Regions from separate parts of the Homo sapiens genome. Here regions 2 and 3 are each linked to region 1. A link is a loop called in an ENCODE intact Hi-C map of the cell type or tissue named here. Cell type or tissue: PC-3. All regions are shown on one strand. Links, peaks and the distances in the headings refer to the core of each region. The heading gives the core; the rest is flanking DNA.

Region 1 (6,338 bases), core at 748-5,747:
GGTTCCAAAATGGCCCTGTACATCCTGTTGAGTGATTTTACCTCTTCTGTTTATCTTCTTCCATCTTCAGATGCCTCTTCTGGTTCACCTGTGGTTGGTTTTCAGTCTTAATTATTTCCTCGGAAAGGGGTTTTGTGGTGCTATAGTTTCTATTTGCTTATCTTCAAATGTCTTTCAGCCTGATAGATGGAAGATATCTTAGCTGGGTATGGGATTCCTAGGTTGCTGATCCTTCTCTCTTTGATGTGACTCCATTGTGTTTAGCTGTCAGTGTTGCAACTGAGAAGTCTTAGGCCACTCTGATGAGTTTTTTGCTGTATGTATATGTCTTTTGTGGATGAGAGGAGTGGTTTGAAGGATGGGAAAACAATGTCAACCAGGTGTCACCACGCACAATTCCAGGAGGCACCATTCACATCAACTTTCATCATAAGAGTCATGGATGACTGCAGGTCAAATTCTTTCCAGCATCTGCCACTGTCTTGTCCTCATCCTAGGCTATCTGAAGCCTCATCTCCAGGTACTTCCCCAGCCTATAGGGAAAAAATACTTCCACCAGTTTTCTCCACCTGGGCTTCCAGAGAGCTAAAGGTCTCCTCTAAACCTCACTTCCCTTAGGCCTCAGTAGGAAGACTTCAGGAGATGCAGAGGCAGAACTGAGCATGGAGATAAAGAGGGTTGCTTTTGGGTAGCCATGGGCCCAGAATGTCCCTCATCCCTTAGAGCGTAATTCGTTAAGCAAGGCTTGCTTATAATTTTTCCTCTACAGATGTGAGCTCTTCAAATTGAGAGATCTCTCAGTGACAACAAAGTGGCTGTACAAAAACTATAACATCATTTTAAACAGATTAGGCACTAAATTAGTCTGGGCGCCATAGCTCACACCTGTAACCCCAGCATTTTGGGAGGCTGAGGTGGGTGGATCACTTGAGGTCAGGCGTTCTAGACCAACAAGGTGAAACTCTGTCTCTACTAAAAATGCAAAAATTAGCCAGGCATGGTGGCGGGCGCCTGTAATCCCTGCTACTCAGGAGGCTGAGGCAGGAGAATCGCTTGAACCCAGGAGGCAGAGATTGCAGTGAGCCAAGATTGCACCACAGCACTCCAGCCTGGGCCACAGAGCAAGACTCTGTCTCTAAATAAATAAATAAAAATAACGGGTTAGGCGTTAAATTATTTCTTCCTAAAATAAAGCTGAATGTGTTGGAATCATTGTTCTCTATTAATAAAAAAAGAGGAATATTAAAAATTTCAAGCAAAAATTTGGCTTGTTCATGGTCTAGGAAACCTACTAGGCAGCCTGCTTTTGAAAAGGAGAAGATAAGGCTCCACAACACATGGCGTGACAACCATTTATGACCTCTCCAGAGACAATATTCCACATGAGACCATCCGATTAGAAAGCAGAGTCCATGAAATAGACTTGTCTTGCTATTTCTGTGTGCTTTTAGGAAGCCTATGCTCACTGAGAAGAAAGAAAAGAATGTTCCTATAAACTTGTGATGGAAAAGCAATAAAAGCCACCAGAGACATTCTGAAATTTTTATTCTAATATTTCACTGACCAGAAGGAAGAAGCAGGAAGCCTTGCAAGGTTCAAGAAATAGTTGTCAGCAATAAGGAGAGACCACATTTTTCTGCCTCGTATAAAGCTTAAAAAGCAGGGGAATGGTGTTCAGAGAGAAAAGAGCAATTGATCTAATTGGACTAGAAGAAAGTATACTTTAAAAATTTTTTATTATGATAAAAATGCATAAAATGTGGCATTTTAACCATTTTCTTATTTCTTATTTTTTATAGACAGGGTCTTGCTCTGTCACCCAGGCTGGAGGGCAGTGGTGCAATCATGGCTCACTGCAGTCTCAACTTTCTGGGTTCAAGCCATTCTCCTCCCTTGGCCTCCAGTGTAGCTAGGACTAAAGTTGCAAGCCACCATGCCTGGCTAATTTTATTTTTACCATTTTCAAGTGCATAATTCACAGGGATTAATTGCAACTATCACTGCCGTCTTTTTCCAAAACATTCTCATCACTCCCCACAGATACTCTGTACCCATTAAGCACTAACTCCTCATTCTCCTTTCCCCAGCCCCTGGTATCCTCTGTTCTACTTTTGTGTGTGTGTTTCTTTATGAATTTACCTATAGAAGGAAGTATTTTTGTGTACCAGGGAGCAGTAAAACTAAGTCAGTGAAAAGACTACCTCTTAATCGATTCAGTACTGAATTCCGTAGACAAGCGAAGCCACGCAAGGTTTCAGAGCAAAAAATACAACCCGGCTAGAGCATTGCTTTCAGAAGCTTCATCTGGCAGTGGTTTGTGGGATGGATTGGGGTCTGGAGACCAGTTGAGAGGTTGTTATAAAAGCCCAGGCTGGGGGTAAGGAGCACTTGGAGCCACTACTGAAATGAGAAAGAAGATTTAGGAGACATTTTAGGGAATATACAGGAGGAAGCAGCCACAGGACCTGGCAAAATTACCTCGGGGTAAAAAGGGAGGGAGGATGACAGATGTTTTGAGTCTGGGTGACTCGGGTGATTAATTTTTAAACTATGCATTTTTAATTAGGCTTCTATAAAAAGTCACAAAACAGTCATTTAAATTATCAACAAAGCGTTCCAAAAAAAGATCAGAATCGAGTGTGATGTTCTTTTAGGAAAAAAACCTGAATCAAACAAAAGAATTCTATCTTCTAAATGTCAAGGTTCATGTGACATGACATGGCATTTTATAGGAAAGGAGGGAGGTAGGGAGGACCAGGGTAATCAATCAATCTAGAATGCTCGAAGGTAGGAATTCAAGGGAGGGAGAAGGAACTGACTCTATAAGGAAGGCCATTATTCGTGGAGAGCATGTTGTGGCTAATATTTAATAATAAGAAGTACGATATTATGGCTAGAAGCATGGAGTCTGAATCCAGACTTTTTGAGTTCAAATCCTACTCTGTCATGAACTAGCTGTGTGACCTTGGTCAAATTGCTTAACCTCTCTGAACCTCTGTAATATGGGTTAATATAATATCTATCTGATACAGTTGTTTGATTAAATGACTTAATATATATGTAATGCTTAAGTACCTAGCACATAGCAAGTGCTATACAAGATTTTGGCACCATTATTATTCTTAGGCTAATTTAAAAGAGCAACGTAAAATTTAAAAAGTTTCCCTGTAAGGTTGAATAACTTACTAAGGAAATCAGAAATAAAGGAATCACAAAGTCCGACATACAGCCACAGCTGAAATACCTCTTTTCTGTGATTTAAGAATGCTGCCTTCTTAGGCCAATGCTAATTATTCACCTGCTTATTAAACATTATTTAAAAAACACTTAAATTGGTATGATACTAACTCACTTTTTAAAATTCATTGACTTGGAATTTTTCTAACCAAGATTAAGTTTATTTGTTTCAATGGTCTGAGTCCATTCACTTTTTTTGCCCATGACAAGGGATGCTGAGTTGAACAGGAAGTAGGGATCAAATCAATAGATAGTTGACTAAATGAAGGAAACAATGATTTGTATATTTTCCGAGGCGATCTTTGAGGTCAAGGTCTAAATTTAGGAATATGGATCTTTAAGGATTTTTTGCTTCATTTGTAACTAAAATCAGGGCAGCGGTTCAAAGGACAGACTCAGCTTTTACACCAGTGGTTTTTTTCAGTGATTTTTCTCCTGTGAGATTTAGAAAATGCTGTGCTTACCATCCAGTGCCTCTGTCGTGCACCCCTGTCCTTCGCTAGGGCTGCACGTCGTCACACCCACCTGGCCTAGAATTCCCCATCTCCGGGTGGGACCGGAAGACAGTCTACCTCCGCACGCCGTGCTCTGCGGGAAGCGGTGGATACTGCTGCCCTCTGCTGGTCACCACTTGAAACACTTCTGGGCTTTTCCGAGGAAAGGGGCTGTGAATAAGCAAAAATCGCAGCACGAGAAGAGGGATGGGTTCGAAACCTCTGTAACCCGAAACCGTCGAGCTCACCCACCCACCAACCTCCTGTGCACCTTGCAAAAAACAAAAAAAAATTTTTTTTTTTTTTTTTTCAAAATAAAAACAGGCCAGGCGCAGTGGCTCACACCTGTAATCCCAGAACTTTAGGGGGCAGAGGCAGGTGGATTGCTTGAGGCTGGGAGTTCCAGACCGGCCTAGGCAACATAGCGAGACCTCGTCTTTACAAAAACTACCCAAAAAAGCCGGGTGTGGTGGTGACCCCCGTAATCCCAGTTACTAGGGAGCTGAGGTGGAAGAATCACTTGATCCCAGGAGGTCGAGGCTGCAGTGAGCTGAGATCGCTCCACTGCACTCCAGCCTGGGCGACAGAGCAAAACGCTATCTCCAAAAAAGTATTAATTAATTAGTTAAAATAAAAACAGTACTAAGTAGTACAGATGAGTGATAGGAAGTCCAATACGGTTCTGATTCGTCCCATGATTAGACCACACCTCTTGTTTAAATGTTTACTGGTTAATTCTTTCCCAATGTTCACTTTCTTGTTCCTATGCTTTGCTCCATCAGCGGGTGGTTGAGACAGTGCTGTTTCAATATGTGCAGGGTAGTTTCTTCAAGTTTATCTTAAGAAATTGCAGTGTACTTGCTGCATGTGTTACCATAGTGCTCTGTGGCTGTGTCTTAATTTCACTTGTTTGCTTACACAAATCAGAGACTCACCCTTCTTTTGTTTTTCTTTCGATATTCCATATTCTAGTGGTTCCTTTGAATTTTTGCTTTTATAGTGTCTCTCCTCTAGTCCTCTTTATCATTTTTGTTGTTAAATAATTGCATTTGATTTCTGGAAATTGCTCCATATCAGCTCATGAACATTTTCTTTATTTATTTCTTTATTATTTTTTACAGCTGCATAATACCCCATCATGTGTTATGTACCATTGTGTATGCAACCATTTTCCTATATTTGGGCATTTAAGTTGTTACCAGTATTTTACAATTTTAAACAATACTGCAATGAATAACCTTGTGCATGGGTATTTTTGAATTTTTGGAGGTGTAGCTTCAGGATAAGTTCCCAGAAGCAGGATTGCTGGGTCAAAGGGTGAATGCATGGGTATTGTTGTTAAATTGCAGGTAATTGTTCTTCTTAGGGTCGGAGACTCCCTATGAGACTGCAAGTGACTAGTATTTATTGTGAGGATAATTTAACAAGTGATTAAAAACACTGGAATATTAGTACTCAAGAAAATAGGGTGTGACGTCAGCGAAGGCAAGAGGCGTAAACTCAAAGAGTTGGGAAGAGCAGGAATAGTAGCATGAATTGGTGTTGTAAAGATGGTTTTGCTGCTGGATTTGCATGTAAGGTTGACCTAAGTCTTTTTGCCACATAGGCTGATGATGATCCACCCCTGTGTGCCATCATTTTCTGTGGCTAGGTTCTTTTCTGTCTGTCTGCTTCTGCTCAGATTCCCTCTGGGCTCCTTTGCTCAGTAAGGCATACCTCTGTTTCTCCTGCCCCTCCTTGCTCCTGATTTCAGCCTGCTATTCAATCTCTGACAGATCCCGGCTGCTCTCCTCCAACATCCTCCCTTCTATTTCATGACCCTATGGTGTCTACACCCACTACTAGCTGGTGATTCCAGCCACAGTTTCTAATTCAGATTCTGAAAAGTAAAAGTCTGAGTGTCCCAGATCTTCCCTTTGGAACAACACTTTGTAGGCTTCAGGTAGATGATCACTTGCAGTTCAGACTGCTTCCCTGGGTGTCATGTGTCTACCCAGGATGAGTCCTACAGAAGGAGTGTGGGTGGAACTAGAGGTATGACAGGTTAACATGATTGATATGTAAATTTTAGGCAATTTACCAGAAGTGGGAGGATGGCCACTTCTCAATGGCTACGCTGGTTCAGCTGCAGGTTCCTGATTTTTCACATCATGTTCCCAGGATCGTATACTTAGCGCCCTGCAGATGACTGTGTGCTGATTTTCAAACCACAAAGAGGAAAACAAACTAGAAAAACCTCTTTATCACCACTTATTTTATACACAAAGGGGGGTAATTATTAAAGGAACTAAGGAAATTGGCACAAAGTAACTGTTTTTAAAGATGACCCTAACCCAAGCCCATCATTTTGATCTAACCTCAAATATCACTTCATCAAAAAAAAAAAACCTTTTCTATTCCATTCGTGCATTCATGCCTTCACTAATTTTGCCACTAATTGAATAATTTATTTAATCGTGTATTGCTTCTCAGTCTCTTTCTACCCTTTCCCCACCAGAATGTGAACCCCATGAATTTTCTGACCACTGCTCTGTCTGGTACCCCAGCACATAGTAAGAGGTCTATGCTAACAGTGGGGTTGCATGAAGTGTGTCATCCTGGGGGACA
Region 2 (5,669 bases), core at 670-5,669, 450 kb before region 1:
GTGGAAATGACATGCACCACTTCCAGGCCTGACCCATCTCATGCTCCTCCTTCCCCTTCCCTAGCCACAATGGGAGGCCACCTGCTAGACATGGAAGAGCCACCGGATGGAAGAAGCCTGGGTCTCTGAAATACTGCTTGGAGTAGACTACTCTGCCTGCAAACTAGGAGCACTGATTTTGGACTTTTTGGGAGGTGAAAGAGAAATTTTTATTACGTGAAGCCATTGAGTTTGGGGAGGAGACTGGTTATCTGCTACAGCATCTAGAATGTTACCTTAACCAGCACAGTAAGGAGGCGGGGCACTGCAAAAGAACGTTGAATGAGATACTCTCTGTGCTGTGTGCGAAAGCTTGGGCAGGCTGTGCAGGAAGTTGGGCTGGGTTCAGATCCTGCCTTGCCATTTCCTGCCTGTGCTATTCTTCCAAAGGCTCTGAGCCAGCAATTTTAAAAGTCTTAAAAGTTGAGACACCCATCATTGCCTGATCACTCTCTTCTGAAGAGGTTCTGGGAGAATCAGACCTAGAAAGTAGGTCAAGGGTTCTTTGATTTCAGCTCTGTTTTAATATTTTTACCTTGGCTACGAGTTTAGAGCAAAATAAAAAAATGCCCTGCGGGAACAGCTTTTCCAGTTCTCCTTTTGCTGCCTCTTTTTTCCTTCCTTCCATATCTTAGGATGAATGTGGATACAGGCAGCCTGAATTCATGGCCAGCTCTGCCATTTTGATGTGTGTGACCTCAGCCAAGTGTCCCGGCCTTTCTAGGTCTCCATTTCCACATGTGTAAATTGAAGAGAATATGACCTTACCTTGCCCGGTTATGTGAATTAAAGATGTAATATTAAAAGATGAGCACACAGGAAGCCCTCGGGGGATATAACAGAAGCAGGACAGGGCTCCCACTTCTATTAGTACTATTACTTCTAACCTTTACTCCCTGATTCGTGCTTCTCTTCAACCCTTCATTCAGTAACCATTTATTGGGTACCTACTATGTCCCAGGGAGTGAACAAGAAGGCAAAGTTTCTGCCCTCTTAAAGTTTGTCTTCTGGCAGAGAGGTAAATGTATTTTAAGTGAACAGAAATAACATAATTGCAAATTGTAATAGATAAAGGAAATAAACAGTTTGCTGAGATAGAGAACAAGGGCTGAGGGGAAGGTGAGACATATGTTGAATGTGACATTCAGGGAAGGTCTCCCTGAGGCGGTTACATTTCTATGAGCCCTGAAGACTGAGAGACAATCAGACAGCAGAAGAGCTAAAGGGGGCACCATCTGAGCAGAGAAAGGCTCTTTCAAAGGTCTTCAGGTGACCACCTGCGGTGGTCAAGAGGCAGATAGGAGGCCAGTGAGTGGTTAGCAGAGGGTGTGAGAGGCCAGGAGCTAGGAACCCAACAGGACTTCTAGATTGATAGGTCTCACCCTGCCTGACAGGCCATGGTACAGAAGGTGAATTTTTAAAATATACATATATAAGTGTAATAAGTCATTTAAACAGGAGTTTCATGGTCCACCTTATATTTTTACAACAGTAGTTCTCAAAGTGTGAACCTCAGCCCAGGAGGGTCACCTGGGAATTTGTGAGGCATGGAAATTCGCAGGTCCACTTCTGGCCTGATGAATCACAGGCTCTGGGAGTGGAACTCAGCGGTCTGTATTTTAACAAGCCCTCCAGGAGATGCTGCTACTGCTGGTCTGAACTGGAAGCTCAGTGATTCTCAATCCTGGATGCACAAAAGAATCATCTAACTTTGGGAGGCCAAAGCAGGTAGATCGCTTGAGGTCAGGAGTTTGAGACCAGCCTGAGCAACATGGTGAAACCCCATCTCTACTAAAAATACAAAAAATTAGCTGGGTGTGGTGGCACACACATAGTCCCAGCTACTTGGGAGGCTGAGGCCAGAGAATCGCTAGAACCTGGGAGGTTGAGGTTGCAGTGAGCCGAGATGGCACCACTACACTCCAGCCTGGGTGACAGAGCAAGACTCTGTCTCGAAAAATAAAAATAAAAAGAATCATCCAGGAGCTTTCATGAGCTACGAATGTTGAGAGACCTTCTACCCACTACCCCTAGATTCTGATTTAATTAGTCAGGGTTTGGCCCCTGGGTGTTGGTAGGTCTTGAATGTTCCCCAAGGCATTCCATAGCTACAGCAGGTAGGACCACAGCTCTAGCTGCTGCGTGAAGAATAGACAACAGGGGGAAGGGAGGAGATGCAAGAAGATCAGGAGGCTAATGCAGTGGTCCAGGTGAGGGATGATGGTGGCAGAGAATATGAAGGGGCTTAGACAGATTTTAAATATATTTCACAGAGAAAAACCCAACAGGACTTTTAGATTGATAGGATATGGGGTGGAGAGGTGGGACTTATATTCAGCATCAGATCGAAGGGAATGCCAGCCATAATAGTAAAGACCCTGTGCTTTTAGATAGCCTGCAGCTAGAAGACCCTGGCAACATAGCCTAACGTTGAGCACAGGGCCCCAAAGAAGTCCATCTTCTCTATCTGCCTGGCAACAAAGAAGATTTCAGCAAACTTAGCAAGATCTAAGCTTATCCTAAGTTCTCAGAGGAGCCACAATGTGAAAGGGACTTTACGAAAAAAAAATCTGAATACTCAGCTAGGATGTTCCTGTTTTACAGCCCAGTCTCCTGGGAACACTCTGGGCACTGGCCCTTCTGGGGAGAACAGGGGACTGGATGGTATATCCAGGAGTGACCAGCAGGTGGCATGCCAGACTCAGAAATGTGTATTGCAGGGAGCAAGGCAACTCTTGCTGTTTGCTGCTTAAACAGAAGAAAAGGATTCACTCCGGAAGTAATACTCATGTGTGCCATGTACTAAATGGCTACTGTGTGCCAGATACTGTGCCAAGTGCTTATGTGTATATTCTCATTTAATCCTCATAGCTCTACAAGGTGAGCTCCACCACTGTACATATATTCAGAGATCTAAGTGGCTTGGGCAATGTCACTGACATGGTCATTGGCAGAACCAGCCTTGGTCCTCTAGCCTGTCTGACCCCATGGCCACTTTTCCTGTCAAAAGGGCCAGGATCCCCAGCGGCTCTTTCTTGTCCACAGTGGTGCTCTCACTCACACTTGGGGGTAATGCCCTTGGAAGGTGGGGCCATCAGAATTATCAAAGCCTTTAAAGTCAAACGCCCTGGGCTTTGCCGCTCACTTGCTGTGCGATGGTAAGAAAGCTACTTGGCCTCTCTATCCTCAGGTTTCCTCATCTCTAAAATGGGGTGAGGCTGGGCCCAATGGCTCACTCTTGTAATCCCAGCACTTTGGGAGGCTGAGGCAGAAGGACTGCTCGAAGCCCGGAGTTCGATACTAGCCTGGGCAACAAAGTGAGACCACGGCGCTACAAAAAAAAAAAAAAAAAAATTAAAATGCGTTGAGACGTGAGGCAGTGAGCTGTGGTGAGATGATCTTATGTAACTGACCCAGAATCTTGCTTGCTTGGCCCAGAGGAGTGCTCAATGAATGGCAGCTTTTCTGCTTAAAATGATTTCACAGGAGGTAGAGACAACTCTGAAAGGTCTAAAACTGTGCTATCCAATGGTGCTCTCTGCAGTGATAGAAATGCTCTATAACTGTGCTGTCCAGCAGCATAGTCATAACCACATGTGGCTATTGAGTGCTTAATACATAGCTAGTGCAACTGAGAGATTGAATTTTAAATTTTACTTAATTACAATAAATGTAAATTTCAATAACCATATGTGGCCAGTGGCTACCGTATTGGACAGTGCAAGTCTAAAATGTGTCTGCGCTCACAGTCTGTGTGTCCTTTACAGCCCCTTGGGTATGAAACAAAATAAGTTATGTTCAACATTTGGATCCTGGCATATAGCAGGCACCCAGTAAATTTGAGTTAGTCAGAAATGGGAGAGAAAGGAAAATCAGTAAGTGAAGCCAAAGCAATGTTTTACATTTAACAAATTGTGTAAAATTGTAGAACTGGACTCTCAGACTTCTCCAGCAAAATCTTCCAGAGTTCAGTAACCATGGGGGACTGACTGGGGCAGGTTGTTAGTTTTTTACCCTTTCAAGCCAGAATTCTCTAAATATTTCTTCAGCCTGTATTCGATGGGGACAGAGAACAAATGTGTTCAAGTGAATAACGTGTGTGTTCAATACAAATTCCTTTCATCTATTCACTGACTAAAGAACACTTCCTCCTTTTCTGTGCCCCCTCTTCAAATTTTTTTTTGCAATTTCACAAATCAGACAACTGCTTAGAAAGTTTATTCTCTCTCTCTCTCTCTCTCTTTTGTTTTGTGTGTTTGTTTTTTGAGACAGGGTCTCACTCTGTTGCCGAGGCTGGAGTGCAATGGTGAGATCTCAGCTCACTGCAGCCTCAACTTTCTGGAGCTCAGATGATCCTCCACCTCATCCTCCCAAGTAGCTGGGACTATAGGCATGTACCACCACACCCAGACTATTTTTGTGTTTTTTCTGTAGAGACAAGGTTTCACATGTTGCCCAGGTGGGTCTCAAGCTTCTGGGACCAAGTTACTTGCTTGTCTTGGCCTCCCAAAGTGCTGGGATTACAGACATGAGCCAGCATGCTGCGCCAAAAGATTTTAAAGGTTCAAAGTATAAATAACAAAACAACTGGCCCCCCAGGAAGCAGCACTATATCATGCATTTCTCACTTCCAAAATTTTATCTATCCAGATTTTGTTTTTAAGTGATGGTCAGTTGGCAATTCTTGCATGTTCCATAGTTGAATCTTGCAGTTTATAAAAGCTAGTGGCAAACATTTTCTCCAGAGGTAGGTCTGCATTGGCTGACACTGCCATTTGCTTCTATCTGAAGATAATTTCTAGTCAATATTGGGACCAATTTGCATTCCACCTGTGGTTTAAGAAAAATCTGAGTTAATAGACATCTTATTTCCAAAGTATCCCAGTGATGTGTAGTGGTCCTTGTGGACTGGCCCCCTGGGCTGCTGGTCCATTTCCTAACCTGGCTCTGACCCAGTTAAGACCAAGCCCCTCTCCTCCAGAGCATCCTGTTCTGGCCACAGGGCGGACATTCTTACCTATACCAGGCAGAACCTTTCTTACCTGTACAGGGCAGAGCCATTCGTTGCTCCTCACCATTCTGAAGACTTGTACTCTATCTGGGTGCCCTAGCTACCAACATGAAGTAGCGGTGATCACAGCTCCTTGAACAAGACCTATGGCTCTGACAACAAACAGCCCCATGAAAGGAGCTGCTTTTGCTTTTTGTATTTTTAACTTTTCCCTTCACTATACCTCAAAGCCCTCTAGGAACATAGAGAATCCTCTGCCAGAATGACATGTTCTTCTGTCTTTTATGGCTCTTAGATTCTTTTTTTTAAATTTTATTATTATAATACTTTAAGTTTTAGGGTACATGTGCATAACGTGCAGGTTTGTTACGTATGTATACATGTGCCATGTTGGTGTGCTGCACCCATTAGCTCGTCATTTAGCGTTAGGTATATCTCCTAATGCTATCCCTCCCACCTGCCCCCACCCCACTAACAGTCCCTGGTGTGTGATGTTCCCCTTCCTGTGTCCATGTGTTCTCATTGTTCAATTCCCACCTATAAGCGAGAACATGCGGTGTTTGGTTTCTTGTCCTTGCAATAGTTTGCTGAGAATGATGGTTTCCAGTTTCATCCATGT
Region 3 (5,669 bases), core at 670-5,669, 130 kb before region 1:
TGTTTGAAAACCACTGCTGTATCATTTAGGAATTGCATTCACTTCCTAGCAACAGAGACTGTAAATAAAGAAATAGCTTATTTCTCTCACTCAGAAGTTCAGAGAAACGCAATCCAGGGTTAGTCTGGTGGCTCCATGGTATAAAAATTTTAAAAATTTTTTGAAGTCCAGGCTCATAACTTTCCGTCCTACTATCCTCAGGTTACAGCTTCCATTCCCATTTGTAAGGTTACTTCATGACACAAGATGGCTGCTGGAGCTCTAGCCATTGTGTTTACATTCCAGACAGGAAGCAGGAAGAAGGGGGAATGGGCAAAAAAAGGTCTTGGCTAACAACTGTCTAGCCTCCTTTAAAAGAGCTTCCCAGAAGTCACACCCTTCCGTGTCATTGGCCAGAATGTGTAAGGCCACATGTAGCTACTAAGGAGCTGCAGAAATATTATTCTTAGCTGAGTATATTGATGCTCTCAGTCAAATGAGGGTATTGTTAAGGAAGAAAAAAAAAATGGATATGGCTGGGAAAACTCTGCCACAACTCTCTTACCATCATGCCATGGTGTTGTGGAAAGACTGTAATTTGGAGATTTTTCACTTACTGTCTGTTCATTTTGGCTTTATTTGGGAGCTGTGTGTTGGTTATGTTCTGGGTAATACCAAAGGAAAATGTGTTCATCGTTTCTGTGGTCAGCCACGCAGACCTATTGGGAATCTACTGTATCTGGGTATGATTTGGTTTTTTCTTCCTTCTTTCCCATCCATCTGCCAGTCTCTTCAGTCTCTTTTTTTCTTGATAAAGGAGAACAGAAGGAGAGGATGGGGAAGTCAAGCTCAAAGGTGGCTCTCTCACTTTGTAACTATGTGATATTCAATCTGATGAGTATGAAATACCCACCTCCAGAGTGTGCAGAAGGTTTATGAAATACTGTGTATAAAAACGCGTCAAGCCGTAGGGTCACTCAGTAAGTCAATAGTTCGATGACCGCTTCCTTCATTCAGATCAGGCTTGTCCAACCCGTGGTCCACAGGCTGCATGCAGCCCAGGATGGCTTTGAATGCGGCCCAACAGAAATGCACAAACTTTCTTAAAACATTATGAGATTTTTTTTTTGCAATTTTTTAAAGCTCATCAGCTATCATTAGTGTTACTGTATTTTATGTGTGGCTCAAGACAATTCTTCTTCTTCCAGTGTGGCCCAGGGAAGCCAAAATATTGGGCCCCCTCCGCATCTAGATGGTGAAGAACAATTGATTCTGAAATCGGCCAAGAAAGTCTAACTTCTCCTTTGTGGGTTCCTGCTCTAAGAAAATAAGGATGCTTTTGATAAGGAAAATGTTGCCACCCAAAAATGTGAGCACTTTGCCCTTAGGATTTCTTGTTCTTGCCAGAGCTGGTAGAATCCCCTGCTGAATCATATATCTAGGTGTGGAAGGAGACACCTGAAAAATTGGGTGAGGTCCAACAAGTTCTCTTCCCTTTTCTGGGCTTCCTAGATCTCTTGAAGAAAGTGGGAATCCTACCATTTGCCTGGCAACTGCATAATGTTGGTTGTTGAGGGAAAACAGTAGAAAGCTCTAAAACTCACAAAGTGTGTTCCCTGGACTAACAGCAGGACCTGAAGAGGAGTCAGAAATGCAAATGTCCCCATCCCGGGCCTACTAAATTAGAAATCTGTGTTTTAACAGGCCTTCCAGGTGATTCTGATGCAAGCTATAGTTTGAGAACCAGTGCTCTAAATAAAGTGCTTTGCACACTTCTTTATAAAAAAAAAATCAGCTTACTTTTCATACACTTTTCTCCCAAATGCAGAGTTATTGCTTCTCCAGCCTCCATCTTTCTGCCCAGGCAGAAATGCTATCAAACGTGCAGTTCCTTCCAACAAGCCTCATCTTTCCAGCTGGGCGAGGCTTTGCTTTGTAGACTTTATATGCGCACTGACTAAAGTGCTTGCGATCTGTCTGACACACACTGAAGTTGCTGCCAAACCTTTCCTGTTGCAGAGTTACACCTTAAAGGCCTTTGGCTATTTCATTTTCATAAGCCAGTTTATTGTGTTCAAAATGCTTTTGTTTAGGGGAAAGTTACCTAGTATGATTTCACCTGGGGTGGAATCACAGGGCACCTTTATCTGGGAATGTCTAAATGGAGCAAAGTCTTTAGCACATTCAACAGACGTGCTTTTGAATAAATATGTTCAATACACACAGAATGAAAAATACAGTTATCAGCATAATGGGTAATAGCTTGGTAATGATCATCATTGACAAAATTCTATTGGATTTGCTTATTTACTCCAAAAAAAATGAACAAGTGAAACATGTTTGGACTAAAATGAACAATCTGCAGGATTTTCAGGGATTGTGCCAAATTTAATTTTTGTAGTGCCAGAAAGTATACTCAGTATTTTCCCATTACCCTTGGTTCACTTGATGTTTGTTTTGGGCCATACAGTAGTTTCACTGTGGAGAATGCCAGAGGAAAATGCAGGCAGCATTCCTGTATCCAGCCAAAGAATTCAGGAGAGCTGTTTCTCCCTCCCTCCCATCCATCCGTTAATCCCCTTTGCTCAGTGAAAAATTTGGAAAGTCCAGCATCTAAACACCAGGAGGCGACACAAAGCTAACATTAGAGGGATGCGTTTTTCTCCTGGACTTCAATGGACTTCGAAGAGGATTGGAAGTCCTGAAAGGACTAAATCATTCTCCTTCCTCAGAGCAAGCCACATCACCTACCATGTGATATGGGAGTGATTTGGTAGGTTGTTAATTAATATTAACTTATTTATTTTAGAAATGGGGCATCTTGCTACCTAGGTAAGTTCTTAAGTCATCCATCAAATTATTAGTTACCTTGTGAGAAGATATTCTAGCATATTGTATATTTGAGGAATTACTGGAATAATTTTGAGTGGTTATCAGTAGGCTTGAATTATAAAAGTTGACAAAAGATGTCCAGGAAAGATAGAGCTGTGTTCCCAAAGAGTAGTCACTGCCTCTGTTGACTTCAGAATTCAGTCTTTAGGATGGATCTCAGCACACCAAGGGACTTATTTACTCCTAAGTTTCTCCAGAGTCCTCCATCACTGCTGGCTGCACCTTCACTCAGTCATGTCATGTTGGGATTCATTTATTCTCCAGTTTTCAAAGTACTGAATGTCTCTAATCTCATTTCTGGGTGTGGACGCTGCCCAAGACAGGGTAATCAGGGTCCTTCTCTGGGGAATTTGGAATTGAGAAAAGCGAGTCACTCTAGGACAGACTCTTGAAGTGATGCTGTGCAAACTCAAGTGCTGTGGGAAACCTTAACCTTTGAGAAGGTGAGAAGCAGATCTGCAGGAAGAGAAGAGAGCAGAGGTAAGAGGACACTGGGCTCAGAGAGAACAGAAACTTGGTACAATCACCTTCCAGTGGCATATTCTATTTCCTCATGAGACCCTTTTATATACATGGCTAAGTTTCTAAAAACAAAAACAAAACAAAACACACACACACACACACACACACACACACACACACACACACACACACACACCTTTATAACAGTTTGCCATTTTTCCCCTGAAGTCAAACTAGCTTTAATACCATTGTATTCCTTGCAACGTATTTTTCTTGCTTTGACTAATATAAGTGGCTTCAGGGTTTGGTCTCACTCTACAAGCCAGCAGTGTTGCTGCCCATTCAAAAGTGGGCCTGATGGGGTGGCTCACACCCGTAATCCCAGCACTTTGGAAGGCCAAGGCAGGAGAATAGCTTGAGCCCAGGAGTTCAAGACCAACTTGGTCAACATAGCAAGACCCTGTCTCTCCAAAATATTTTAAAAATTAGCCAGGCATGGTGGCATGCGCTGGTAGTTCCTGCTACTCTGAGGTGGGAAGAGTGCTTAAGCCCAGGAGGTCAAGGCTACAGTGAGCCATGACCGCGCCACTGTACTCCAGCCTGGGTGACAGAGCAAGACCTAGTCCAGGAAGCATCTGGATTGTTCCATTTAGAGTAGGCCAGGCTTGATAGTATAACTATTGTCATGTATTCGTGTTATTTATTTTTATTAAGAGCCACATGCTTGTGCCTACACTCTCATTTAATCATCACAGTCTTATGATGAGTATTTTGAACAGCCACATAACTTGCTCAGGAACCCAGAGATGGGAAACAACAGAGCCTTGACTCGGGGTCCAGATCTACTGGCCATGCCCTAGAGGGTGCAGGGAAGATTCCAACTTGGGCCAGCCTTAGACAGTATCAGAAAGGGCTTGGTTCAAAGTACCAGTTAAGAAGGGCTCTCAGGCCTGACTGTGCTCTAGGCAATGGACAGGGGGTATGTGAGTAATTAGAGGTGATTAAGAGGAGGGTCGATGGAACCGCAACTAGACTCTGCATTTTCAAGCATCCATAGTAATTCATCTCATATTAGCAATTGTCCCTAATGTTCCATAACGACAATGGAAGTTGGGAGAATGACAAAGTAATGATGGAACAAGGCCTTTCTACAAGCAGTCTTCTGACTTGGGAGTCAGAAGCCCATTCCCCAAGACATGAGACTGGGCGTGCTTTTTTATACCTGGCCTTTGTCTGATGAGGCATATGGCACAGGGACTTTTCTGAGGATGGAATGCTGTGCAAGTCTCTAATAGGCAAATTGCCAGCTTCTAATCCCAAACTAACTAGTGATCTGGGCTTTTACTTCTTCTCAGAGTACTGGTCAACAGTGGGCTCTCTTCAGAACCCGGCATCATTCATTATTGCCCCTGGGCATAGCTCTCTGCCAGCTGCCTATAGGGAGGGGCTTATACAGACCCTGCCTTTGGAAATCTAGCTAGTCTAGGACAAGAATTCTCTTTATAGTTGCCTCTGGGATTTGATTAAAAGGATGATAGGCACATGATGGTTAATGGTTACCATCATTAGTTATGAAAATAAAGATAGCTTTCACATTTTTTAAGGCCTTGTCATTACAAAGCCTTTTCACCCCCTCTTCTAACATTTATGACTTAGTTTCTGGAGATCAAAGTAGACAGAGCTTTCGCACCTCTTCACCCCAGCATTCCCAAAACATGTGTTCATACCCACGGCTCCCTAAATGCAAAGGAATTAGACCAAGTTTAGACCAAGTTTGTAGAATGTAACAAATTTTTTTTTTTTTATTTTTGTTGATGTTTTTTGAGAAAGAGTCTTGCTCTGTTGCCCAGGCTGTGGTGTGTTCAAGCAATTCTCCTGCCTTAGCCTCCTGAGTAGCTGGGATTACAGGCATGCACCACCAGGCCAGGCTAATTTTTGTACTTTTAGTAGAGGCGGGGTTTCACCGTGTTGGCCAGGCTGGTCTCAAACTGCCGCCCTCAGGTGGTTCTCCCGCCCGCCTCAGCCCCCCAAGGTGCTGGGATTTCAGGTGTGAGCCACCATGCCTGGCCAAATATGATGACTTTCAGAGCCCTCAGTCTTCCATCTTCTCCATTTGTTGAATGAATGCCTTGTTTCGCAAGAGGTGCTCATGTCGTTAAATAAGAGATACTTGAGAGTATTTTCCATGATGTCATCTGGGCTTGTGGGATTTTTTTTTTTTTTTTTTTGCCTCTCCTATATAATAACATACCTTCTGTATTAGCCAGTTTTTTCTCTCTAGTTTTGCATGTGGCTGAATGGTGGAATGTCTGTTTTCTTTTCTCAGGCAAAATTAG

Evidence for each region. A loop is a pair of places that touch in the nucleus more often than their neighbours do. Peaks named below come from ENCODE experiments on the same cell type or tissue, not always from the same donor. Only the 100,000 strongest peaks of a DNase experiment are listed, where the experiment ranks them.
Region 2: a loop joins it to region 1, with 12 times the contacts of the local background. A loop is called at or near these places in 104 of 110 quality-filtered maps.
Region 3: it touches region 1 in a loop (6-fold over the local background); 33 of 110 quality-filtered maps call a loop at or near these places.

What each region holds. Positions count from the first base shown.
Region 1 is chr3:64,028,361-64,034,698 of GRCh38, reverse strand. No RefSeq gene overlaps it. Among named protein-coding and RNA genes, the nearest start is that of PSMD6, 8.0 kb to the right of the region's middle. In PC-3, for the core only: CTCF peaks have their summits at 3,645 and 3,850 (motif pointing left); a DNase peak (open chromatin) is centred at 3,828; H3K4me3 peaks cover 308 bases; H3K27ac peaks cover 568 bases.
Region 2 is chr3:64,481,651-64,487,319 of GRCh38, reverse strand. It overlaps LOC105377123 (a long non-coding RNA gene), which reads left to right. Exons shown (of 8, transcript XR_940913.3): 3 at 65-194. Among named protein-coding and RNA genes, the nearest start is that of PRICKLE2-DT, 39 kb to the right of the region's middle. In PC-3, for the core only: a CTCF peak has its summit at 2,732 (motif pointing right); a DNase peak (open chromatin) is centred at 2,739.
Region 3 is chr3:64,163,824-64,169,492 of GRCh38, reverse strand. All of the region lies in intron 2 of PRICKLE2 (prickle planar cell polarity protein 2), which reads left to right. Among named protein-coding and RNA genes, the nearest start is that of PRICKLE2-AS3, 21 kb to the left of the region's middle. RefSeq lists an enhancer at 5,359-5,669. In PC-3, for the core only: CTCF peaks have their summits at 2,404 and 2,608 (motif pointing right); a DNase peak (open chromatin) is centred at 5,532; H3K27ac peaks cover 2,110 bases.